Linked DNA regions of Homo sapiens: region 1 is linked to region 2. A link is an interaction called in ENCODE POLR2A ChIA-PET data of the cell type or tissue named here. Cell type or tissue: Panc1. All regions are shown on one strand. Links, peaks and the distances in the headings refer to the core of each region. The heading gives the core; the rest is flanking DNA. Region 1 overlaps PRKAG2 (protein kinase AMP-activated non-catalytic subunit gamma 2). Region 2 overlaps RHEB (Ras homolog, mTORC1 binding).

Region 1 (4,388 bases), core at 260-4,259, 170 kb after region 2:
AGGACCAGGACCTCTGTCCTGTCTCCCACTAGAATCAGGGCCATGGCTGTGCCTTCCTGAGCTGTCCTCTCCCTTGCTCTTTCTCTTCGAGAAGTTTTTCCACTTCCAACATTCTTCAGGGATGAAGCTTAGTCACTGTTGTGCAAGGGATGTTCACAGCCCATGAAAACTCCTTGCTAGTTCTTTGGGTACAGAACGTTCATCTTTCAAGTAAACAGTTTAAAGAGAATGCAACTGTGACCAAGCCCCTCCCCACCCCCTGCCGAGAGCTCTTAAGAGCACAAACCACGGTGTCCGCTCCTCCCATGGCCCTGTCCCCTTGCAGGCCACCCCCGTGTGAGTACTGGAATGATCCTAACCCAGTCCCAAAGGAGGTGAGAGAGGTGGCGGGATGCAGGAGTGAACCTCTGGGGCCGAGGAGATGAGAAGGTGGACTGTTCATTTGGGGGTGGGAACACCTCATTTCTGGTGGGGCTGAATGATTCTCTATCATTGCCATCTTTCCAAGTTCAGAAGCTGCTCCCATCTTTCCACCTGGCCTTCCTGTTCCTTCCAGAGCTGGTGACTCCTGTGGGGAAAACAGGTGGCACTCTGGACTACAGAGGGGGAAGGGAAACTTTTAGAGGAAGGGACAGGTGAAATGCTGAGACTCACAGTGTGTGCATTAGGGATATGTGTGTAGTTAGGGGCATGGGGAGTGAACCCTCCTGGAACCTAACATATGCCCTATCTGTTGACTGATACCCGAAATGTTTTTAAGAGGGGGTAGAGTCTTGCAGCATCAACACTTTTTTTTTGTTTTTTGCACGATGCCACCCTGTTTACAGAGGGCTTACACACTCTGGCCCCCTCTGCCCCTCACAGATGAAGAAACTGGTAGCTGGAGAAAGTTCAGCTACTTATCCATGGTCCTTTAGCGAATAAATGGCAGGGACCACACCTCAGCTCCACTGTCCTGACTCTATAACCCAGACACTTTCTGCCACAATCAAACTGGGGTATCACCGAGAGAAAGAACATGAAGACTTAAAATTACATTTTAGCTGTATGAATTACTCTCCCAGAAGTGGGGCTTCACGGGGCCAACAGGAAGGAGAGCTTGGATGACACTGGGTGACTGCAGAGGGAAAGAAGAGGTGCCACAGAAGAGAGAAGGGCACAGAGACGGAGTGAGCTTGGGACCCCATGTGCTTCCTAAGGTGGGACAGCCCCATGTAGGGAGGGACAGGCTTCCCCCAAAGAGGGTTTTCTTCCATGCCAGCCAGGAAGGGTAGACCAACAAAGAAGTGACTTCTACTCAGGTTTATGCTATTCAATCAGTAGAGAAACAACTGTCTTATGAGTCAGGTAAGGTGGGTAGTAAGAATGATTCCTAAGCTTTTTTTCTTTTCAATGTTGGTATCACTATTCATAAATAAAAGGGAAAATGGGCAATGCTGACACAATCCCTCATTACTTTTTTTGAGACAAGGTCTCACTCTGTGGCCCAGGCTGGGGTACAATGGTATGATCACGGCTCACTGCAGCCTCAAACTCCTGGGCTCAAGTGATCCTCCCACCTCAGTCTCCTGAGTAGCCGGAACTCCAGGCAAATACCATTACACCAGCTAATTTTTTTATTTTTGTAGAGATGGCATCTTACTATGTTGCCCAGGCTGGTCTTGAACTCCTGGTATCAAGTCACCTCCTGCCTCAGCCTCCCAAAGTGCTGGGAATATAGGTGTGAACCGCCATGCCTGGCCCCCCATTACTTTTAAATAGACCAATGTATTTCTTAATCATAAGGTCAACTGCTGAACTCAACCTTGGGTCTGATCAGTAAATGAATAGTTCCTGGACAGCTTCCACGGGCCAAGTATGCTGGGGGTGTTGAGGAAGGAGGTGCTAAGATGGATTAGAGCAAGTCCCTGTAGTCTGTAGGAGAAATGGGGACAAAACCAAAAAATCAGCCCCAACACCACCATGCAATAAAGTCGAGAACCAGGAAAGCAGGGGGGAGCTCAGGGAAGAGGAGAGGGCCTGAGGGTGGGGGTGGGACGGTGGCTCAGAAACCCCAGGAAAGAGCTGGGCCCCGATCCTGGAGGAGGACACAGGTCTGCCCCGGCCCAGGGGCCTCTCCTAAGGGCCCAGGCAGAACTGGGCCATGGCCAAAGTCACCCAAGAAGGCTCTGGCCAAAGGACAGACAGGTGCCCCCTTTCTGTTCCTTCTGAGAAGACATCTCCTCCTTTTTCCTGCTCCTTAAGGACTTTGTTTAGGACGCCGCCAGCCTCTGCAGTGAACAATGCCTTTGATTCTCCCAGGGCGGCAGCCAGGCCCAGTGAACAGCCCAGCGAGGGAACAGAAACTGCTCCTGGCAGCCACACAGAACACCACGAAAGGGGGTCCAGACACTGGGGAGCCATGGGCTGGTGACTTCACAGGGCCTGGCCCTGCTGGCAGGCGCTGGAGAGGAGGAGGAGGAGAACAGAGGTGCCACCAAAGGGAACTGAGCCCTGCTGGAACGGAATAGCTGTGCTGGGTGGAAACAGAGGCCTGGCCCTCAGAAGCCCCAAGCTCTAGGTCTGGTTTTACCACTAAGTTGCCATGGGCTCTGGGACAAATCCACCCCTTGCCTTGGTAAAAATAAACCAGGTAGACCAGATGCCTATCTGGTGCAATCCGGCCCCTCCACTGCGTAAATGGAATGAGCTAGAGCCTCATTCCTGCCTGAGGAACGGAACGACAAGAAGGAAGTAATGTATTCTGCTGACTGTTGTTACAAGAGCCATGAAGTGAGAAGAGCAACATTTCCATTGACACTGGAGGGAGGCTTTGCTTATACAGGGTTTTGAAACCTCCTACCACTCATCAGAGTGAGGGGCCAGGTGTTGTTCCCTACTTTGGAGGGAGGATGGCGAGCGCCGTGAGGGGGAACGGTGGCCCAGGGAGGTGCCCAACGAAAGTGCCACAGCCAGAGAGGGACAGGAGTACCTGTGCTGAGTAGCTGTAGCACACAGAGGGATGCAACCAGCAGGCAGGCGGAGACCCTGGGCGGCGCGAGACCCTGTGTGACACAAGTTCAGGCCAGGCAGGTGACCCAGAACCCAGCCTCTGATGTCTGCTTAGGACTCTGTTTTCTCAAGGAGCAAACCCACTGCTTCAATGTTTTGGCCCTTTCTCAGGTGCCCTCTGGCCTGGCTCCTACACCCTCTCCCCGCACGGCCCCTATTGCCCGCAGGTTTTACCTTCCACCCCTCATTCCAGAGCCCTACCCTCCAGGGCCGCTGGAGCTGAGTGCCCAGCCCTCTGACTCCAGAATGGCTCTGGGCAGTGCAGGCAACTGCAGGAGGCTGGGGGAGCCAGGGAATAGAGGGGCAGTATCCTCAGGGACCCTGCCTGCCATGCCTCCAGCAACTCCTCTTCCCCTCGTCGCTCCAGGCCTGGGCGGTAATGACTCCTGAAACCCTGCCCACACCCCTGGGAAAAGCCCCTTCAGAACCCCAGCTGAATGTCCTTGTTTCCTGCCCCCAACGATACAGTTTCCAGCCTCCACTCCCAAACCAGGATAAGGACTGGCCAGCACCGTGGAAGCAGCTGAGCTCTGGGGCCAGAAACCTGGGCTGGACCCTAAGTCACCACTCGCCAGCTATGTGGCCTCAGAGGAGTCAGCTCAGAGGCTTGCTTCATTCTTTGAACATCTGAGCTGCCCGTGGGCTTTGTGTGATGAGTAAGAGGTAAGAAGCAAAGCACCCTAGGACACTGAATGATAAGGCCCGTATTCAGTATGGGCAGCTGCCATTGATAGCAGGTGACGTCTCCGGGAGAAGACCCTGCTGGTCGGAAGCTCAGAGCCAGCTCTAGCTTCTGCCTTGCCTGGGGGACAGGAGTGTGACACACCTGAAGTTCAAGCTGCAGCTCACCCCTGGCTGACTCCACCCTGCGGCCCCTCCACACAGGCTCAGTGTGGAGGTGAGAAATCCCAGCTGAGCCCTCTCTGACAAGTTGGGGTCTCCTCCAGGCAGTCCTGGCCATAGCCATCCCAGTGCCCCCAGCCACAGTCAGCCACAATGCACTCTGGAAGCTGTTCCTGAGGGCGTGGAGGCCAGTCCCTGGTTTCTCATCACCTGGAGACGTAAGAAATTGGAAAAAGCTGGTCACCCCCAAGACAAGCTCCAGGTGCCACACGTCAGTTCATTGAACAGCGCCTGGACCAGGGTGACTTTAGGTATCAGTACCACTTAGGCCCAGGAGTCCACTTCCTCTATAACCCACTGCAGGCTGCTGTTTCATTTGCACAGAGGCAGGAATACCCTACACAGAGCGGGCCTGCCTGAGCCTTCAGCCATTTCTTCTCTTTCCCCCCAGCCCAGGGTGGGAGTGGCGAGGTCATCTTCAAGACCATTCTACC
Region 2 (4,388 bases), core at 79-4,078:
TCACTGTCAATTCGATTTTGCACAGCAGTGAACAAGATCCTAGCTTACAACAGTTTAATGGTTCTCAAAGGGTGGTCTGTGGACCTCTAAGGGGTTTACCAAAATCTTTTCAGGGGTCTCATGAGGTCAAAACGATATTCATAGCAATATTAAGTTATCATTTGCCTTTTCCACAAAGTTCCCATTTGTACTAAGGGTGCAAAAGCAATGGTAGGGAAAACTGCTAGCTCGGCACCCCTTGGCATGAATCAAAAACAGTAGTTACAAACTGAGTGGTAAGTCACTGTATTCTTTACTACCATGCATTCACAGTGGGAAAAGAGCTGTTTCTACTTAACAGTGTCCTTGAAAAAGCAGTAAAATTATATTAAATCTTGACCCTTTGGTACCTGTCTTTTTAATATTCTGCACGACAAAATGAGATGTACACATAAAGCACCTCTGTTACATACTGAAGTATGATGGTTGTTTCCAAAAAAAGCACTTGTGCAGTCATTTGAGAAGTGATCTGAACTGGCCACTTTTATCATGGAATGCCTTTTTTACTTGCAAGAATGATGACAAACTATCATTATTGCAAATGTGAATAGCTGGCAGACATTTTCTTGGAAATTAAAGAAACAAAACAGTCAATTCAAGTAAAAACTGGTAGCATGTTGCCAAGGAAATTATTTGAACTCAAGGAGGAAATTAGAATTTTGGAAAACTTGCACCACTCATAGCGAACAGTGTTCTAAAACTTAAGACTTTGCAGAGATTGGTGGTGATATTAACAAATGTGATTTTTAAAAATGCTTGTATAATAAAATGTGTCAACATGTGGAAGATCTGCGTAACGATGAACAAATATTTTCCAAATGACCAGTAACGCTACAAAACCAGGCATGGTAGAAGATCCATTCCAAGTATAAAGCAGACCTGCGGAGTTGGGCAAATTCATCAATATGATTTCAGATTGCATAGTGTAACTATTCTTTGCAAACTATCACTTATGAAGTTTCGGTATCAAAGAATATTCAACTACCTGAAAAACTATTCAAGTACTCCTTACTTCATTAAAATAACGTTAAGGGAATGAATTCAGGAGCAGAGATGAGAATCCAGCTGTTAAGACATTAAAAGATACCTGCAAAACCGTGAAACACCTTATCAAAATTGCAGTTGCTTTTTTGGCAGAAACTGGCAATCTAGTCCTAAAATTCAATATGGAAATGCAAGGGACTGAGAATACCCAAAAACATCTTCAGAAATAATAAAGTTAGAGGACTCATATGCCCCTATTTAAAAACCAGCTACAAAACTACAGTAATCAAGATCGTATGGTACTGGCAGGACAGACATACAGATCAATGGAATGAGTGAGTTCTTCTATTGACGGTCACTTCATCTCGGACAAGGGAATTCAATGAAGAAAGAACATTATTTTAACAAAAGAAGCTAGGGCAACTTGATATCCACATGCAAAAGTATAAAGTTCTATCCCTCCCTCACATCATATACAAATATTAACCACAAATAGATCACAGATCTAATGTAAGAGTTAACAGGATAAAATATCTAGAAGAAAATATAGTAGTAAATCTATATGACCTTGGATTAGGCAATGGCTTCTAAGATGTGACACCAAAAGCATAAGTGGCAGGAGAAAAATAGATATATCGGCCTTCAAATTAAAAACTTTCTGCTTTGAAGGACACCATCGAGAAGGTAAAAGGACAACCCACAGACAGGAGAAATTATTTGCAAATCCTATGATACCACTTCACACCCAATAGGATGGCTAAAATGAAAAAGGCAGTGTAACAATTGTTGACGAGAATGTGGAGAAAATTAAACCCTCATACATTGCTGATGGGAATATAAAATTGTGCAGCTGTTCTGGAAAAAATCTGACAGTTCTTCAAAATATTAAGCACAGAGTTAACCATAATGACCCAGCAATTCCACTCCTAGGAATGTACCCAAGAGAAATGAAAACATGTCTACATAAAAGCTTGTACAGGAATGTTCAAAACATTATTATTCATAGTAGCCAGAAAGTAGAGCTCCAAGTGGTGTCTCACACCTGTAATCCCAACACTGGGAGACTGAGACCAGAGGATTGCTTGAGGTCAAGAGTTCAAGACCAGCTTGGGCAACAAAGCAAGGTTCCCACCTCTACAAAAAAATAAAAAAACTAGCTGGGTGTGATGGCGCACACCTGCAGTCCTAGCTACTCGGGAAGCTGAGGCAGGAGGATCACTTGAGTCCAGGAGGTTGACACTGCAGTGAGCCATGATAGCTCCACTGCACTCCAGCCTGGGCAACAGAGCAAGACCCTGCCTCAGAAAAGTAAATAAATAAAAAATAATAGCCAAAAAAAAAAAGAAAGAAAAGAAACCACCCACATATCCAATTGACAAATGCATAGAAAAAATGTGGTATACTCACATGACAGAATATTAGTCAGCACTAAACAGGAAGAAGCGACATATGCTACAACATGAACGAACCTTGAAAACATTATACTAAGTAAAAGACGCCAGCCCCAGAAGACCACATATGTATGTTCTTATTTATATGAAATGTCCAGAGTAAGTAAATTCATAGAAACAGAAAGATTAGTGGTTGCCAGGGGCTGACAGGGAAGCAGGATGGAGAGTGACTGCTAATGAGTACAGAGTTTCTTTTTGGGGTGATGAAGTACAGAGAGATATAACCCATATGGACAGCAAAATAACATTTGGCACTGGAAAGCCATAATCAGAAATCTGAATTCTGATTATGCTCTTGTGCAGAACAATGAATGAGACTGAAAAACAGTAATTTCAAGTTTCAATACAAAGTGGGCACTTCAGGACTACCCCCACCCACAAGTATACAACATCAGAATATTAAGCACCTGAATATACAATTTCACATACTGGTAGATGTCATACATAGCAAATATTGTTTTGCCTTTCAATTTTTCAATAAAAAGTGTCAACAAATGATAGGTTAACTTAAAAAATAAACAGTAAGTCAGAATCTGCTGGGAACAACCAAATATTTAATGACATCTTTCCTCATGAAGACTCTAAATACTACCTAAACATTTTGACAAAGTAATAATTTGAGTACTTTTGCTGAATTGCCTTCTTCCAAACCACAAAGCTGTTTCATTTTCCCCCTATGATCTTTCACATGCCTGTGATCCCATCCCTCTTATTAACTGTATGTAAGAGGCTTATATATGACAACCAGCTTTTAATTATGGTCTAATGGTAAACTAGGTTACCAAAGCTCTCTGTACAGGTAAAATCCCAGTGAAAGATGTACCAGGCTGAAGACAGTTTACGTAACACTACCATTTTAAGTTGAGTTACTTCCTATCGCGGGACTACTCCGTTGTGGTAGAAATAACGGAATGTCAGGGAGCTGGTACTTTTGGCCATCACGGCAACAGTTAATACAAAGCACTCCCTGAAAGCCAGACTCCCAGAGTTATAGGTGACGTGTCCTTAAAAGCTTTAACATTGTAAATACCAGGAAAAGTACAGGGGACTGGCAGGGAGAATTGTATAGACTACCTGAGAATTATATTTTACCTATTGGTAGTTCTGACAACACTCAAAAAAAAAGAAAAAAAGAAAACGGAAAGCCAAGTAGTGGGCTGGGTGCAGTGACTCATGCCTGTAATCCCAGCACTTAGGGAGGCCGAGGCAGGTGGATCACGAGGTCAGGAGTTCAAGACCATCCTGGCCAAGATGGTGAAACCCAGTCTCTACTAAAAATACAAAAATTAGCTGGGCGGGGTGGCAGGCGCCTGTTATCCCAGCTACTTGGGAGGCTGAGGCAGGAGAATCGGTTGAACCTGGGCAGCAGAGGTTGCAGTGAGCCCAGATCCCGCCACTGCACTCCAGCCTGGGTGATAGAGTGAGACTCTGTCACAAAAAAAAAAAAAAAAAAAAAAGAAAGCCAACTAGTTAAACAAACATAGCACTTTTTTGTTTTATCTGAAGACAACTTTAAAAATAAAGTTTGTGGCATGACAAATCACAATGACAAGTATCCTACTAGTCAAACTGGCTTAATGTATTTAATCAAGAGAACATTCTAAGAAAGGTGTGGAGGCTTTTTATGTGGCTCTACCCCCAGAATATAGGACAAACAGCTCAGCATCACAAAATACCACAATCTAGAAACACAGGTACTCAAATTTCTCTGGTACAGCACCACCATTTGCAAGCAAACATGCCAGTAAGCTCCCAGAAGTGAGCATGCTGAGTAATTCTCAAAAGGGTGGCTTACTAGAAGAAACCTGCTGGCAAAACCTAATCTCCTTCCCCTAAAAAAGACCCCACATACTACAAAATATCCTGGCTCATAATACACTTTAAAATCAAATGCGGCTGGGCATGGTGGCTCAC

Evidence for each region. Peaks named below come from ENCODE experiments on the same cell type or tissue, not always from the same donor. Only the 100,000 strongest peaks of a DNase experiment are listed, where the experiment ranks them.
Region 1: POLR2A ChIA-PET joins it to region 2 with 7 read pairs; 3 of 35 experiments call an interaction of 5 or more read pairs at or near these places.

What each region holds. Positions count from the first base shown.
Region 1 is chr7:151,680,796-151,685,183 of GRCh38, forward strand. The region is part of intron 3 of PRKAG2 (protein kinase AMP-activated non-catalytic subunit gamma 2); the gene reads right to left. Among named protein-coding and RNA genes, the nearest start is that of PRKAG2-AS2, 120 kb to the right of the region's middle. RefSeq lists enhancers at 1-139, 1,858-2,443, 2,444-3,027, 3,028-3,612. In Panc1, for the core only: no CTCF peak of the experiment used is centred there; no DNase peak of the experiment used is centred there; H3K27ac peaks cover 1,839 bases.
Region 2 is chr7:151,512,714-151,517,101 of GRCh38, forward strand. The region is part of intron 1 of RHEB (Ras homolog, mTORC1 binding); the gene reads right to left. Among named protein-coding and RNA genes, the nearest start is that of RHEB, 5.0 kb to the right of the region's middle. In Panc1, for the core only: no CTCF peak of the experiment used is centred there; no DNase peak of the experiment used is centred there; H3K4me3 peaks cover 510 bases; H3K27ac peaks cover 1,576 bases.